2 separate regions of the Homo sapiens genome follow, and region 1 is linked to region 2. Evidence: chromatin loops called from intact Hi-C (ENCODE). Cell type or tissue: PC-9. All regions are shown on one strand. Links, peaks and the distances in the headings refer to the core of each region. The heading gives the core; the rest is flanking DNA. Region 1 overlaps DRAM1 (DNA damage regulated autophagy modulator 1). Region 2 overlaps LINC02456 (long intergenic non-protein coding RNA 2456).

What was found. A loop is a pair of places that touch in the nucleus more often than their neighbours do. Peaks named below come from ENCODE experiments on the same cell type or tissue, not always from the same donor. Only the 100,000 strongest peaks of a DNase experiment are listed, where the experiment ranks them.
Region 1: a loop joins it to region 2, with 4 times the contacts of the local background. A loop is called at or near these places in 1 of 110 quality-filtered maps.

What each region holds. Positions count from the first base shown.
Region 1 is chr12:101,891,428-101,898,856 of GRCh38, forward strand. DRAM1 (DNA damage regulated autophagy modulator 1) reads left to right here. Exons shown (of 7, transcript NM_018370.3): 2 at 6,436-6,503. Among named protein-coding and RNA genes, the nearest start is that of DRAM1, 18 kb to the left of the region's middle. In PC-9, for the core only: no CTCF peak of the experiment used is centred there; a DNase peak (open chromatin) is centred at 3,544; H3K27ac peaks cover 1,537 bases.
Region 2 is chr12:102,560,328-102,567,756 of GRCh38, forward strand. The region is part of intron 11 of LINC02456 (long intergenic non-protein coding RNA 2456); the gene reads left to right. Among named protein-coding and RNA genes, the nearest start is that of IGF1, 83 kb to the left of the region's middle. In PC-9, for the core only: no CTCF peak of the experiment used is centred there; DNase peaks (open chromatin) are centred at 2,834 and 3,894; H3K4me3 peaks cover 1,917 bases; H3K27ac peaks cover 4,648 bases.

The DNA.
Region 1 (7,429 bases), core at 970-5,969, 670 kb before region 2:
CAAGCTTCAGAAAGTCTTCTATTATCCAGCATGTTTTCTTTGTATCGTTTTCATTCCTTTCAGTATCAAGTGATTATTCACTAGCTTAACATCATAAATTAGTTTGAAGTAGGATGTTACACAAACGACTTGGAATTTTCCACAGTCTGCTTAACTTGCAGAAATGTAAATACAGGAAATGTGGACATAAACGGATTTCCTAGGCACAACCTACCCCTAAAATAACTGTGTATACATAACAGCCTCAACAGCTTCTGAACCACAGGCAAATGAACAATTTGCTGGCCTTGTCCTCTTTACAGTTTCCAGAAAGTGCCTTATTAGCAAGGAGGCAAATCAGGTGGTGGGTGGAGCTGGGCAGGGCCCACTGCACTGCAGAAACTGTGTGGTGCAGAATGATGTGGTAGGAGCTGGGTAGAGAGACTACTGCTGCCAGGCTGGGAAGCAACTGGTTTTGCCTCTCACTCATTCTCCAGTGTACTGAATCAGGCACCCAGGCACAGTTAGGCCACCCAAATACTACTACCTCTGCCCTTGCATGATGGAATCATTTAGCTTGAGCTTAAAAAAAATAAATAAATAAAAAGAGGTTACCCACAGGGTCTCTTGGTTACCTCTTAGTGTTTACTTATCTGGATTCCAGTATCACCAGAATATGTGACTTAATATTTACTTATGTATGCTGTCCAAAAAAGCAAAAAACAAACCAACAAAAGTAAAAAATATTTACTTAATATATAAAATCAGACGTGGAAAGACATAAGAACATTTTTCATTGAGAGGTAAGAGCTATTTCATTTTTATTTTATTTTTTATTTTTTTTTTTGAGACAGAGTCTTGCTGTGTCGCCCAGGCTGGTATGCAGTGGTGCGATCTCGGCTCACTGCAACCTCCACCTCCTGGGTTCAAGAGATTCTTATGCCTCAGCCTCCTGAGTAGCTGGGATTACAGGCACCCACCACCATGCCAGGCTAATTTTTTTTTTTTTTTTTTTTTTTGTATTTTTAGTAGAGATAGGGTTTCACCATGTTGGCCAGGCTGGTCTCGAGCCCCTAACCTCAAGTGATCCACCTGCCTCGGCCTCTCAGAGTGCTGGGATTACTACAGGTGTGAGCTAATGTGCGCCCAGCCTTCTTTCATCTTTAAAATGGTAATGGGCAAACACTATTGTTCTTAAAAGTTTTGAAACGTTCACATTTTCATTTGCCTCTTGGAAAGTTTTCATGAACTATTCTTGAGCAAAATTTCAGCTAATGTAAATTGGTACTGCTTTGTCACTTAGTGGAATTTTTTTAAAATTATTTTTATGTATTTTTTATTTCCTCACCTCTTTGAATTCTACACTTAGTGTAAATAAATCACAAATTGATAATTGTTATCTGATAGATTTGGGAATTTGTGACTCAGATTGTATCTAACAAATATTTTGCTGATGAATGAGTAAATTCTATAGCTATCTGTGGAGTTAAAAGAAAAAAACTTTGAAAAGATGGGTGTTTAATCAAACAACTGGTTATGAATTTTTGTTGTGTCAACACTGTTGTATTGTACTGTTGCAGTGCAAAGGTGTAGGAATGTGGGCCATTGATATTCAGGCATTGATGGTGGGTGTTATAGCCTCAGTCATCCTGAAAAATAATCAGATTTACCATGGCAGTATTTGGCAGAAAGGTTTTACAATTATAGCATTTGAGGAGTTTCTAAGATCTTGCCTAGTTTACATCTTTCTGGTCTACAACAAAGGCATAATGATGTCTTCTCATCACCATGCTGGTTCATTCCCGTGGTGTGCTGGAGCTAGCTGGTGTCTGCTCCTGAGCAGGGACTGTGTGCCTCTCTTCCAACTCCACGTTCAGTGACCTGCCGTTTGGTAGCCCAAATTTTGTTTTTATTTATTTATTTCGTTTTTTTGTTTTGGTTCTTTTGGTAGCCTGAATTTTAACGTGTTGAGAGTATTTTCACCATGGAAGTTGGCAAATGCCACAAACCAGGCACCCTCCAGAGCTGGCTGTTAAACACTGACCAGCATCTATATTAGTGTTTGCTCCCCGCCCCCAATCATTCTCCTAATGGCTTAGTTCCTTGTCTGCTGTTAAAGCAGAGGAGAGGCTGGGAAGTCAGGGAGTTAAACATCTGTATTGGGATAGGGAATCCTCTGTGTAGCTCTGTGATCTTGAACAAGTTATATAGCCTCTCTAATACCCAATTTCCTACTTTGTAAAATGGGGTTGATATAGACCCCCCTCAGGGTTGTAAAGATGAAATGAACTGATATATGGTAAGCACCTAATGGTGCCTGGTGGGTACATAGTCAATGCTCAGTAAGTGGTGTTGATTAGGTCAATTTTTTTTTTTTTTTGGCCAGTACTGATATTCATTCAATGGCTATTTGCAAAGTGCTTTTGGTTCCACCTGTATAGTTTTATTTATTTACTTATTTATTTTAATCTTAGTCCCAAATATTCTGAGCTTCCCTTCACCTGTATGTTTTTTTTTAAAATTAATTAATTAATTTATTTTTGAGACAAGGTCTCACTCTGTCACCCAGGCTGGAGGGCAGTGGCATGATCTTGGCTCACTGCAACCTCTGCCTACTGGGCTCAAGTGATCTTTCCACCTTAGCCTCCCAAGTAGCTGGGACTACAGGTAGGTGCCGCCATGCCTGGCTTTTTGTATTTATTTTATTTTTTATTTATTTTTTAATTTTTGAGACAGAGTCTCATGCTATTGCCTAGGCTGGAGTGCAATGGCATGATCTCGGCTCACTGCAACCTCCACCTCCCAGGTTCAAATGATTCTCCTGCCTCAGCCTCCTGAGTAGCTGGGATTACAGGCATGCACCACTATGCCTGGCTAATTTTTATATTTTAGTAGAGATGGGGTTTCACCATGTTGGCCAGGCTGGTCTTGAACTCCTAACCCGAAGTGATCCACCCGTCTCAGCCTCCCAAAGTGCTGGGATTACAGGCATGAGCTACCACACCCGGCCAATTTTTGTATTTTTTGTAGAGACAGGGTTTCACCATGTTGCCCAGACTGGTTTCGAACTCCTGAGCTCAAGTGATCCATCCTCCTCGGCCTCCCAAAATGCTGGGATTACAGGTGTGAGCTACCGTGCCTGGCCTCCACCTGTATGGTTTTAAATGTACAGATAAGCAAGAATAGAACACGACCCTGGAATTCCAAGTTTTCAGATCACGTGTTTGATGTCATGTGGACTCCACACCTGGGCCTTTGACATAGTCTCAATTTGCCATCAATAGACAGAGTCCCCAGGTCTGGTCTTCTCTTCAGTCAGAGCACCTAGAGCACCTTCATATCGCCACCTCCCTATCTTCCTAAATATCCTCCTCATTCTTTCATTGCCTTCCCTTTCTCCACAGACAGGCAAACAACCTTCTTCCCAGCGCTTCTCCTCTGTGTTTGCTCCGATGCCTGGCATGTGGCTGTCTGAGGTTCAGAATTATTCTCAGACCTGTGTAACAAGAACTCTAGGATGAGTCACCTGGTGCCTGCTTTTTTATACCCTCAGGCCAAGGCAGGGAGGCCTGATTTCCCTGGCAGAGTTAATTGTGTGGCAAAAGTGCTGCCCAAGGTTATGAGCTGTCTCTGCTTTTTTCCCCATTACTGGTTCCCATTCCTGTCTCTCTGCCCATTCAGCATTGTGCTCAGAAGGGCATCCTCCACCTCAACATTCCTGTAGTGTGAAAAATGGTTATTGTAGGAAAAGTGGTAATGCTAAATTCGAAACCCTTCAGGTTTTTTTTTTTTTTTTTTTTTTTTTTTTTTACCCAGGCTGGAGTGCAGTGGCGTGATCTCAGCTCACTGCAAACTCTACCTCCTGGGTTCAAGTGATTCTCCTGCCTCAGTCTCCCGAGTAGCTTGGATTACAGGCACGCTGTACCATGCCCAGTTAATTTTTGTATTTTTAGTAGAAACAGGGTTTCACCATGTTGGCCAGGCTGGTCTCGAACTCCTGAGCTCAAGTGATCTTCCCGCCTCGGCCCACAGAAGTCCTGGAATTACAGGCATGAGCCACTATACCCAGCCTAAATCCTAAACCCTTCAGGTTCTTGCAATACCAGTGACATTGAAATTGAATTAATTTGGAATAAAGGCATTTGCTGTAAGGGAGGCTATTTTTTTTTTTTTTTTTTTTTTGAGAAGGAGTCTCACTCTGTCACCCAGACTGGAGTACAGTGGCACGATCTCGGCTCACTGCAACCTCCGCCCTCTGAGTTCAAGCGATTCTCCTGCCTCAGCCTCCGGATTAGCTGGGATTACCGGCGTCTGCCACCGCGCCTGGCTAATTTTTTATATGTTTAGTAGAGACAGGGTTTCACCATGTTGGCCAGGCTGGTCTTGAACTCCTGACCTCGTGATCCACCTGCCTCGGGCTCCCGTAGTGCTGGGATTACAGGTGTGAACCACCGCGCCTGGTCGTAAGGGAGGCTATTAACTTCTTTTTCTTTTTTTTGAGACGGAGTCTTGCTCTGTTGCCCAGGCTGGAGTGCAATGGCGCAATCTTGGCTCACTGCAACCTCTGCCTCCTGGGTTCAAGCGATTCTCCTGCCTCAGCCTCCTGAGTAGCTGGGATTACAGGCACCCACCACCATGCTTAGCTAATTTTTGTATTTTTTAGTAGAGATGGGATTTCATCATGTTGGTCAGGCTGGTCTCGAACTCCTGACCACAGGTGATCCACCTGCCTCGACCTCCGAAAGTGCTGGGATTACAGGCGTGGGCCACTGTGCCCGGCCCTATTAACTTCTTTATACTCCAGTTTAAATACTAAGTGTTCGCAAAACTTAAAAAATTCCTGTTTTCTGCACACACAGGCTCCTTGTGGAATTCTTCAAACACTTACAAGTGCATCATTTTCAACGTGATCGGTTTTTTAATACTTAAATTTCAGAGCTGTTTACAAATGTAGAAACACTCAAAATGAGTTCAAGTTGTTTCATGTTGGGAGCTCTTTTGCCATCAGTTTTAAAGTGAGCAGCCTGAAAATGAAAAAAATTAAAGCTTGGCACTAATAGAAAATAGAACATGTTGGCCAGACATGGTGGCTTACACCTGTAATCCCAGCACTTTCGGAGGTTGAGGCAAGAGGATTGCTTGAGCTCAGGACTTCAAAACCAGCCTGGGTAACATAGCAAAACCCTGTCTCTAAAAAATAAAAAAAAAGAACATGTCAAACAGTATTTTCCAACTCATTTAATTAATTGAAAGACTGTACCTGAAAAATGTTTTACAGAAACCCTTTTTTGTTAAAATAATTTACCACAATTAATATACCCTAGATACCCTATTATTTCCATAAAGTATTCCTAGAGATCAATAATATTGTTCAGTTTTCTTTTTCTTTTTTTTTTTTGAGACAGAGTTTCACTGTTGTTGCTTAGGCTGGAGTGCAATGGTGTGATCTCGGCTCACCGCAACCTCCGCCTCCTGGGTTCAAGTGATTCTCCTGCCTCAGCCTCCTGAGTAGCTGGGGTTACAGGCATGTGCCACCATGGCCGGCTAATTTTGTATTTTTAGTAGAGATGAGGCTTCTCCATGTTGGTCAGGCTGGTCTCGAACTTCTGACCTCAGGTGATCCGCCCGCCTCAGCCTCCCAAAGTGCTGGGATTACAGGCGTGAGCCACCGTGACCGGCCTCAGATTTTTATCATAATATTTTCAGCAGATAATAAAATCTCAATTATTAGAAAATAAAGTGATGTGTTTATGTGTATTTAACATGCCAATATTAGAATTTTCAAACGCGATTTATTTTTATTTTTTTTTTGAGACCGAGTCTTGCTCTGTTGCCCAGGCTCGAATGCAGTGGCATGATCTCGGCTCACCATAACCTCCGCCTCCCTGGTTCAAGAGATTTTCCTGCTTCAGCCTCCCAAGTAGTTGGGACTACAGGCACCTGCCACCATGCTAGGCTAATTTTTGTATTTTTAGTAGAGATGGGGGTTTTACCATGTTGGCCAGGCTGGTCTTGAACTCCTGACCTCAGGTGATCCTCCCACCTCCACCTCCCAAAGTGCTGGGATTACAGGTGTGAGCCGCTGCACCCGGCCTCAAACATGATTTTAGATCTTTTTTTTTTGTTTTTGTTTTTCTTTTTCAAAGTAGTCATTCTTCACTGAGAAGGAACACATACCAAGGTTAGTGGGTTCGATCATTTGAAAAATGGCAGCACCATTCATTTTAAACATTTTCTGGCTTTTTACTATGGAATCTCTCATGGTATAAAAATAAATTTTAGATTTTTCAGAGCCAAAATGAAAATACTTTAGAACAAAATCAGGCCAAATCTTTGGAATTCAAAGTGGCTGAACACCTAAAAGAAACAGAATATAAAACTCGCCAATTACGTGTCTTCCCAGAGGTCTGGACAGAATTTCTTTCTAATAATTTGGACATTTCTTCCCTTTGCCAGTGATACGGGAACAACACCTCCAGAGAGTGGTATTTTTGGATTTATGATAAACTTCTCTGCATTTCTTGGTAAGTACACAATAATTATTATAAATAATTGAAAAGCTCACAATTCCAAGTGAAGTTGATGTGTCATTTGTAGTTTTCATATAATTTTTATTTTATTTTATTTATTTTTTCTGAGACAGGGTCTCTGTCATCCAGGCTGGAGTGCAGTGGCGTGATCACGGCTCACTGCAGCCTCAACCTGCCAGGCTCAAGCAGTCCTCCCACCTCAGCCTCCGGAGTAGCTGGTACTACAGGTGCACACCACCACGCCCAGCTAATTTTTTGTAGTTTTTTGTAGAGATGGGGTTTCACCATGTTGCCAGGCTGGCCTTGAGCTCCCGGGCTTCAGTGATCCACCTGCCTTGGCCTCTCAAAGTGCTGAACTTATAGGTGTGAGCCACTGCACACGGCCTTGTGTATAATTTTTTTAAAAGCACAATCTTTGCAGCTAGATTTTTGTCCTATTTTGAGAAACTGAAGTTAAAAGATATAAAAAATTATGGCTTTATTAGAGAACTATACTTTAATTAGTAATTTGTAACAGGATTTGCTGTAGGTGGTTTTAAATACCAAACTTCTGGAACGGATTTTAAGTGCAATTTAGTTTTTAAAAGTGTTGATTTATGGTCAAGACACTTATGTAAGCCAAAGACACCCAATGCGTAAGCTAAGTTTCTCAAAGTGTATTCTGAAGGCAAGCTGATGAAAAGTCACCTGGAGTTCTCGTAAAATGCAGGTTCCTGGGCCATGCTACTCAACCAGAACCTTTGGGAGTGTGGGTTCCTGAAGATGTGTTGTAAACAAGCACTCTAGGGGACTTGGTTTCTCACTAAAGTTTGAGGACCATTGACAAAGGCATTATCTTACCTGTTAGAGAAAGGGGACAGGTGGAGCAAGGAATAGTATGATTTTTCTTTTCAGTTCCTCAGATGTACCTAAGATGCAGA
Region 2 (7,429 bases), core at 956-5,955:
ACTGGGAGAGGCAGACCCACCCTCAGTCCAGGTAGGCACCATCTAATCAGCTGCCAGCCCGGCTAGGATAAAAGCAGGCAGAGGAACGTGGAAAAACTAGACTGGCTGAGTCTTCTGGCCTCCATCTTTCTCCCGTGCTGGAGGCTTCCTGTTCTCAAACGTTGGACTCCCAAGTTCTTTAGCTTTTTTATTCTTGGACTTTTGACCACAGACCAAAGGCTGCACTGTCAGCTTCCCTACTTTTGAGGTTTTGGGACTCGGACTGGCTTCCTTGCTCTTCAGCTTGCAGATAGCCTATTGTGGCACTTCACCTTGTGATCATGTGAGTCAGTACTCCTTAATAAACTCACTTTCATATATACGTCCATCCTATTAGTTCTGTCCCTCTAGAGAACCCTGACTAATACACCATTTCATACTGTAAGACAGGAATCAGGTTCTTTTTTTTTTTTTTTTTTTTTTGAGACGGAGTCTCGCTCTGTCGCCCAGGCCGGACTGCAGACTGCAGTGGCGCAGTCTCGGCTCACTGCAAGCTCCGCTTCCCGGGTTCACGCCATTCTCCTGCCTCAGCCTCCCGAGTAGCTGGGACTACAGGCGCCCGCCACCGTGCCTGGCTAATTTTTTTTTGTATTTTTAGTAGAGACGGGGTTTCACCTTGTTAGCCAGGATGGTCTCGATCTCCTGACCTCATGATCCACCCGCCTCGGCCTCCCAAAGTGCTGGGATTACAGGCGTGAGCCACCGCGCCCTGCCTGGAATCAGGTTCTTAATCAGCCATCTGTTTCCAAATATCCCAAACCTGTGGGTTTCAAAATATTAACTGCTCTGAGAACCCAAGTCATGACTGTGGTATTCAGGTAGAACCCAGACACACGCAGCCCAGGAATCTATCTAAAACACTTCCTGTGAATGGTTCCAATTCTTTAACAAAGATTTAATTGAGAATGAGTGGAATGAAGATCACAACTAGTTTAATGATCACACAAACACAATCATATGTGACCTGGGAAACTATATGGCACATAGTAATGTCTAATTGCTTCTCACTAAGCATTTGCTAAAACCCCTTGACGAGTTGTGGTTAGGGAATTATCTTTGTTCAGATCTGTTTTCGATTTAAAAAAAAAAACAAAAAACTATCCACTGGGATCTTATGTTCTTAAAACCTCTGAATTTTTTTTTTTTTTTTTTTTGACAGAGTCTCTCTCTGTTGCCCAGGCTGGAGTGCAATGGCATGATTTTGGCTCACTGCAACCTCCATCTCCCGGGTTCAAGTGATTCTCCTGCCTCAGCCTCCCGAGTAGCTGGGATTACAGGTATGCGCCATCATGCCTGGCTAATTTTTGTAGAGACGGGGTTTCACTGTGTTGGCCAGGCTGGTCTTGAACTCCTGACCCCAGGTGATCTGCCCACCTCGGCCTCCCAAAGTGCTGGGATTACAGGCATGAGCCACTGCACCTGGCCAAATCTCTGATATTTTCACACAAAAGTCTTCTCTCTGGGTACTAAGATCCTTATTAAAAAGAAGCTTCATTCTCTTTGTCTGTACTTGCTCAAGGTCCATATTTAGATTCGAAATGCAGCCTTTGCTATCTACATTTAAAGGTTGCAATTCTGAATTCTCTAGAGCCTGTGCTTCTACCTTCCCTGCACCACCATAGCAGGAAATAGGCATGGCAGGTAAAGAAAATGAGCAAGGAGACAGATTTGATTTCCAACAGCCTCTCCGGTAAGATGGCTAGATTTAGGAGGGGAAAAAAGTACAAAATTTCCAGTTAAATTTAAATTTTGGAGAAACAATGATTTTTTAAACTAAAAGTATATTGCCTGTGCAATATTTGGGACATACTCCCACTAAAAAAAATCCATTGTTTATTTGAAATTCAAATTCAACTGTATCCCGTATTTCATCTGGCAACTCTACTCTGAAGTTGTATTCTCAGACCCAGACACACTTCGCACGCATACTAAACATGTGCAAATATTTTCACTTCCACAAGGAAATGCCCTCACTCCCACTTTTCCTAAAGCAAAAATGCCCTCTTTGCTCTTGGTCTGCCTTTAACTTCTCTACATTAAACATGGGTCCATAAAATAGTTATTTTCCTCTGATCTGTAGGGTTAGAAAACAGTATCCCAATTAAATGATACTTGGCATCTGGCACCAGACCTGGATTTTAGGGAGTTAGGGGTGCTGGGTTCTGTAGGAAACCAGGTGACGCGCACTCCATCTGAAGGAGGACAAGGTTCACTAGTCAGCGCTCCACTGTCGCCATTTGGGAATGCAGCTTCGGTACTTTGGAAGAGTCCAAAAAAAAAAGCCAAGATATCCTGATTTTATGTGAAAAAACTGCAGACATTTAATCATTGATAACTAGTGCAACTGTTAATCGAAACAAATGCAAGCACACTAAAACAAGCAAACATGCACACACAATGTCTGGGGGCCTCTTCTCAGGGTATCCGACTTGCTGTTGCTGGAGTCCTGCACTTTGGGGCAGAAAGGGAAGGAGAGACCTCTGAAAGAGGCAAATTTGGAAGTTTCTGATAAAAATGGCTCCCTAGGTGGACAGAAACACAGGTGCCATTGTTGTAGCAAGATAATTATTTCCCATTTCATTCCTTCTTCCTGGGTTTCCTCCTCTGCAGTTCCCCAACTTAGCAGGCAGCAGGAGCCTGCTTCCTTGGTCTCAGGCAGGTATGTGGCAAGGAATGAAGGATATAAACAATTGTCTTTCCTGGCTTTTGTTTTCAAAATTCCATGCCACTGAGGGTATTTTCTAGGTGCTCTAGTCTAGAGAGTTTGAGGAGAGAGAGGATAGCCCTGAGGAAAAGGTAAACAGTGGGAGGAAGATTCTCCCAAGCTAAAAAAAGAAATCTCAGACAGTAGGAAGGGGGCAGAGGTTTGTGGTTTCTGGGAGCAGTGGACAAGGTTCCTACATCGTCACTCCCTGGCAGTGCTCCAAGGAGGTGGCTGATCTCAGAGGGGACAGTGGCAGAGGCCACAAATAAACACTGGGCTCCCCAGAGTCACTTTGCAGTCCCACGATCTGAAGGGACCACCAGAAGAGAAAACAGAACTAATGCATCTCTACAGTGCTTGGTGGATAAGGGGGACTCCCTGTTTCAGGGTCCTACAGAAGACCCCGGATCTATCTAATGCCAGGCATGAGAGGAGGCCCCAAATGACCATTGTAGAACACATGAACTGCGCAGTGTAAGGGGAACTTAGATTTGAAATTCACTGATTTTGAAAACACAAAGGAATATGCACAGACTGTTGGGGCTCAAAATATAACACCTCAAAATGAAGGCCTCAGCAGCAGCCTCAGAAGCAAACGTTTCTCTGTCACTTTCTCCTGCCCTCCTGCCCCTCAGTCTACCCTGAGGCTTGCTGTAGACATTAGAATCCTTCTTCCCCAAAGTGGGTTGTAGAAAACAGAACCCATTTGTCAGTTTTGGCTTTTGTTGCCATTGCTTTTGGAGAACACTTGGACACAGGAAGGGGAACATCACACACCGGGGCCTGTTGTGGGGTGGGGAGAGGGGGGAGGGACAGCATTAGGAGATATACCTAATGTAAACGACAAGTTAATGGGTACAGCACACCAACATGGCACATGTATACATATGTAACAAACCTGCACGTTGTGCACATGTACCCTAGAACTTAAAGTATAATAATAAAAAAAAAGAAAACAGACCCCCTTTTCACCAAAGCCGGCCATAAAACCTGAAAATAGTACTCTAACCCCTTCCCTCCTTTCTGTGTAAAAACTAGACTTAAATAAATTATCTGACCTGCTTGATTGCAGGTCATAAGATCCTCATTCCAGAGAAGGTCCTGCCCCACACCCAGAAGGAAGGAACGCTGCTCAGAGAGGCCAAGAAGAATCTAGACAGACAGTCCTTGCTGGTTTTCGCCACTTAGTCTAGTAGCATTAGGTCATAGCCTTTCTGTTCCATCCTCTTTCTACACAGCTGTCCATACTTCCTTAACCTACACATAAAATGGATAGTTCCCCCTATATCCTTAGGTCTTCATGCTGAAGTTCCCCACGTCATATAAAACTATGATTTAATAAACCTGTATGCTTTTCCCCCTATTAATCTGCCTTTGATCAGTTGATTTTCAGCAAACCCTCAGTGAAGGGGAAGTTTTTCCTTTGAGTCGACAAAAAAAAAAAAAAAAAAGGGAATGTCCACCTGACTATATACATTGAAGTTCTTTGTTGCCACCCCTTGAGAATTCCTGTACCAATGTATAATGTACAAATAACATGATTTATTCCTACTCTGGTGGCAGCAGCACAAAGATGGACTAGTTAGACATTTCCCCTCGTTCCATGGAATGAGCATATTTGGTCAAGCCTGGGTTTTTTCACAGACTAAGAGATAGAAACTCTTGAATTACTTGCAATAATAAAAGCCTGTGTCTTTGCCTAGAAAATCCTAAATAACCACTACCAGACAGCTCTTCACCTAGATTACTACTTGTTAAAATTCTGACCTGAGATGGATGTTCCCCATATCCCTAGGTAGTGTTAGCTATATTTAGTATGTGCCTATAGTATAGCATTTACAATTAGTCCTCATAACAAAGGTACTGATATAATAATTATAGTTATTGCTATATTATATAATAATAATGTTTATTATTCCACAAACAAGGGACTAAGACATAAAGAGGTTAAATGACTCCTCCAAGGTCTCACAGTCAGTAAGTTCTAGAGCTAAGACTCAAACCTTCTTCAGTCTTCTAGAGGAAGTCTGGCTCCAGGATCTGAGCTTCTAACCAGCTCCCCCATCATCTGCATCCAGGCCTTTTCATGGGCTCTTCCTGCTGACTGGATGTTCCGGCCTTGACCCGGTCAGTCCTCCCATTCTATGTTCTTAAGGATCATGTACCTTTCCTTTATGACATTTACTGTAATTTGTAAGGATTTTATTATTTTGTCTCCCTAGATAGATTGTGGATGCATACAGAGATACTGTGAAGGCTTTGCATGCTGGGGCCAAGACAACTAGCCATCTCTGCAAGCCCATTCTCCTCTTTGTGGGGAGACACAAGGTGACAGAATTATGCTAGACGCATGCTGCCTAGCTACCTCTACTTCTTAGCCTCCCTTGCAGCTATGTGTGGCCATGTGATTAAATTTTGGCGTATCAAATGTGGCACAAATGCTGGGTGCCACTTCTATTTCTCCTTTCTATTGTTGACAGCTGGAGCCAACTATGACTCAGTGCCCCCCATATAGAGGCTGGATGACAAAGCTGCAGGAGATGGCAGAGGGTGAGGGATGTAGGCCCACGGGACCAAGTGAGGTAGAGCTACCCACCAACCTGAACACTTACCTCAAATTATTACATGAAGAAGTCATTTACTTCAGTCTTTAAACCACTGGATTATTTTGGTTCCTTTGTTACAGCAGCCTAACCTTACCCAAACTCACCACTACGTTTCTGGAACCTAACAGAGTTATCTAGTACAGAGCAGGGGCTCGTCATATATTTGCTAAGTAACCAACTGAACAGTTACTTACAGAAATGTCTTCCCAACTAGTGTGTGCACAGAACTCCTTATAAGTTGGGACTGTATCTTCTACTTGTTTTCTTCTGCATCAAGCACAGCATTGAACACATAGCACGAGGCCAAAGGATGAATGAAGAAATGATAAAAAGAGAAACGCTGGGCATGTACATGGCCACGTTTCTACATCTTTTTACATTTTGCCTGCTACAGAAATGCTTTTCAAATAGTTATAATACATTCTTATATAAACAGCAATTCAACCGGAAGTTCGGATATGAGGTATTTTTATGTAAGTTAATTATTGTATCAAAATAATTGGAGAAAAGGTAGAGCAATGTGTGATGTTTAATAGACTTGGAGTTAGGGAATCTGGCTTCTAGTTTCAGTTCTAGTTCTAGTCATGTCTGTGATCTTGGACAAATCACCTAAATTCTCTAGGTACCAGTATACACATCTGTTAAATGAAAGGAATAAAAACGTTTCCTGTAAGGTTTCCTGGCCAGGCGTGGTGGCTCACGCCTGTAATCCCAGCACTTTGGGAGGCTGAGTGGGGGTGGATCACAAGGTCACGAGATCGAGACCATCCTGGACAACATGGTAAAACCCCATCTCTACTAAAACTACAAAAATTAGCTGGGCTTGTTGGTACATGCCTGTAGTCCCAGCTACTCTGGAGGCTGAGGCAGGAGAATCCCTTGAACCCGGGAGGTGGAGGTTGCAGTGAGCTGAGATTGCACCACTGCACTCCAGCCTGGTGACAGAGTGAGACTCCATCTCAAAAAATAAAAATAAAAATAAAGGTTCCTTCCAGCTCTAAAACTTCATAATTCTACATACTATGCTTTTTTTCCTGGCAATGTATTTTTATTCCTTATAGTTCCTCACTCCTTTTCTTAAACATGACCATCCTCTTCCTGTGTCTTCACATAGCCTTTTCCCTGTGTGTGTGCGCACCTCTGGTATCTCTGTTTGTGTGTCCAAATTTTCTCTTCTTATAAGGACACCAGTTAGATTAGATTAGATCCCATCCTAATGGCCTCATTTTTATTTTAATCACTTATTTAAAGGCCAAAATACAGTTACATTGGGAGGGATTAGGGGTTAGGGCTTCAACATATAAATTTTGGGAAGACACAATTTAGCTCATAACATTCAGGTCATAACAGCAGTCTAGGAAGGTGGAGCTCTAAAGCTCAGTCATTGGCTGGAAGCTGGTGTGCTCATCTTATTAGAACTTGTAACCCGGGAAGGTCAGGGTCAATGATTTCAAGTCTCCTCTTTGGATTGGCAGGAAGTGGGATGTGAGCACAGGATGGGGCTCCGATGTGGTTTCTGGGGGTGGGTGGTGGGGATGGGGCACCAGGGCACTGTGTAAGAGAGATGGGACCCTGACCAGACTCCTTGCTGTAATTGCCTGTTTCTGTGTCTGCATCCCCTCTAGACTGTTATTTTCTGGAAGGGCAGGGACCATTTCTATCTTGTTGATCTTCAAATTCCCCAGTGCCTGGTGCATAGCTGGCATATTTGTGGAATGAATGATTCACTTTTGCAGTCTCTTCCCTGTGTGAAAGTTATTTTATGTATCAGGAAAGCAAATTCTTTTTGCATCTAGAAACTTTCAGCCTCCTCCTGTCTTGATCTTAAAGAGTTTTTGTCTTATTTTTTCCCTTTGGAAATGCTTGATGCTCACCGATATAGGGACCATTTACTGAAGGTTTATCACACACCAGGCACAGTGCTCAGAGCCTCATGAGTCTCTCACTTAATCCTCATGACAGCCCTGCCAGGTGGGTGTTCCTTGATTCATTTTACAGGTGCAAAATCCACTATTCAGGGAGGTGAGCTCCCTTCCCCAGGTCACACAGCTGGTAAGGGATTACCGGACTGGGTTTGAAA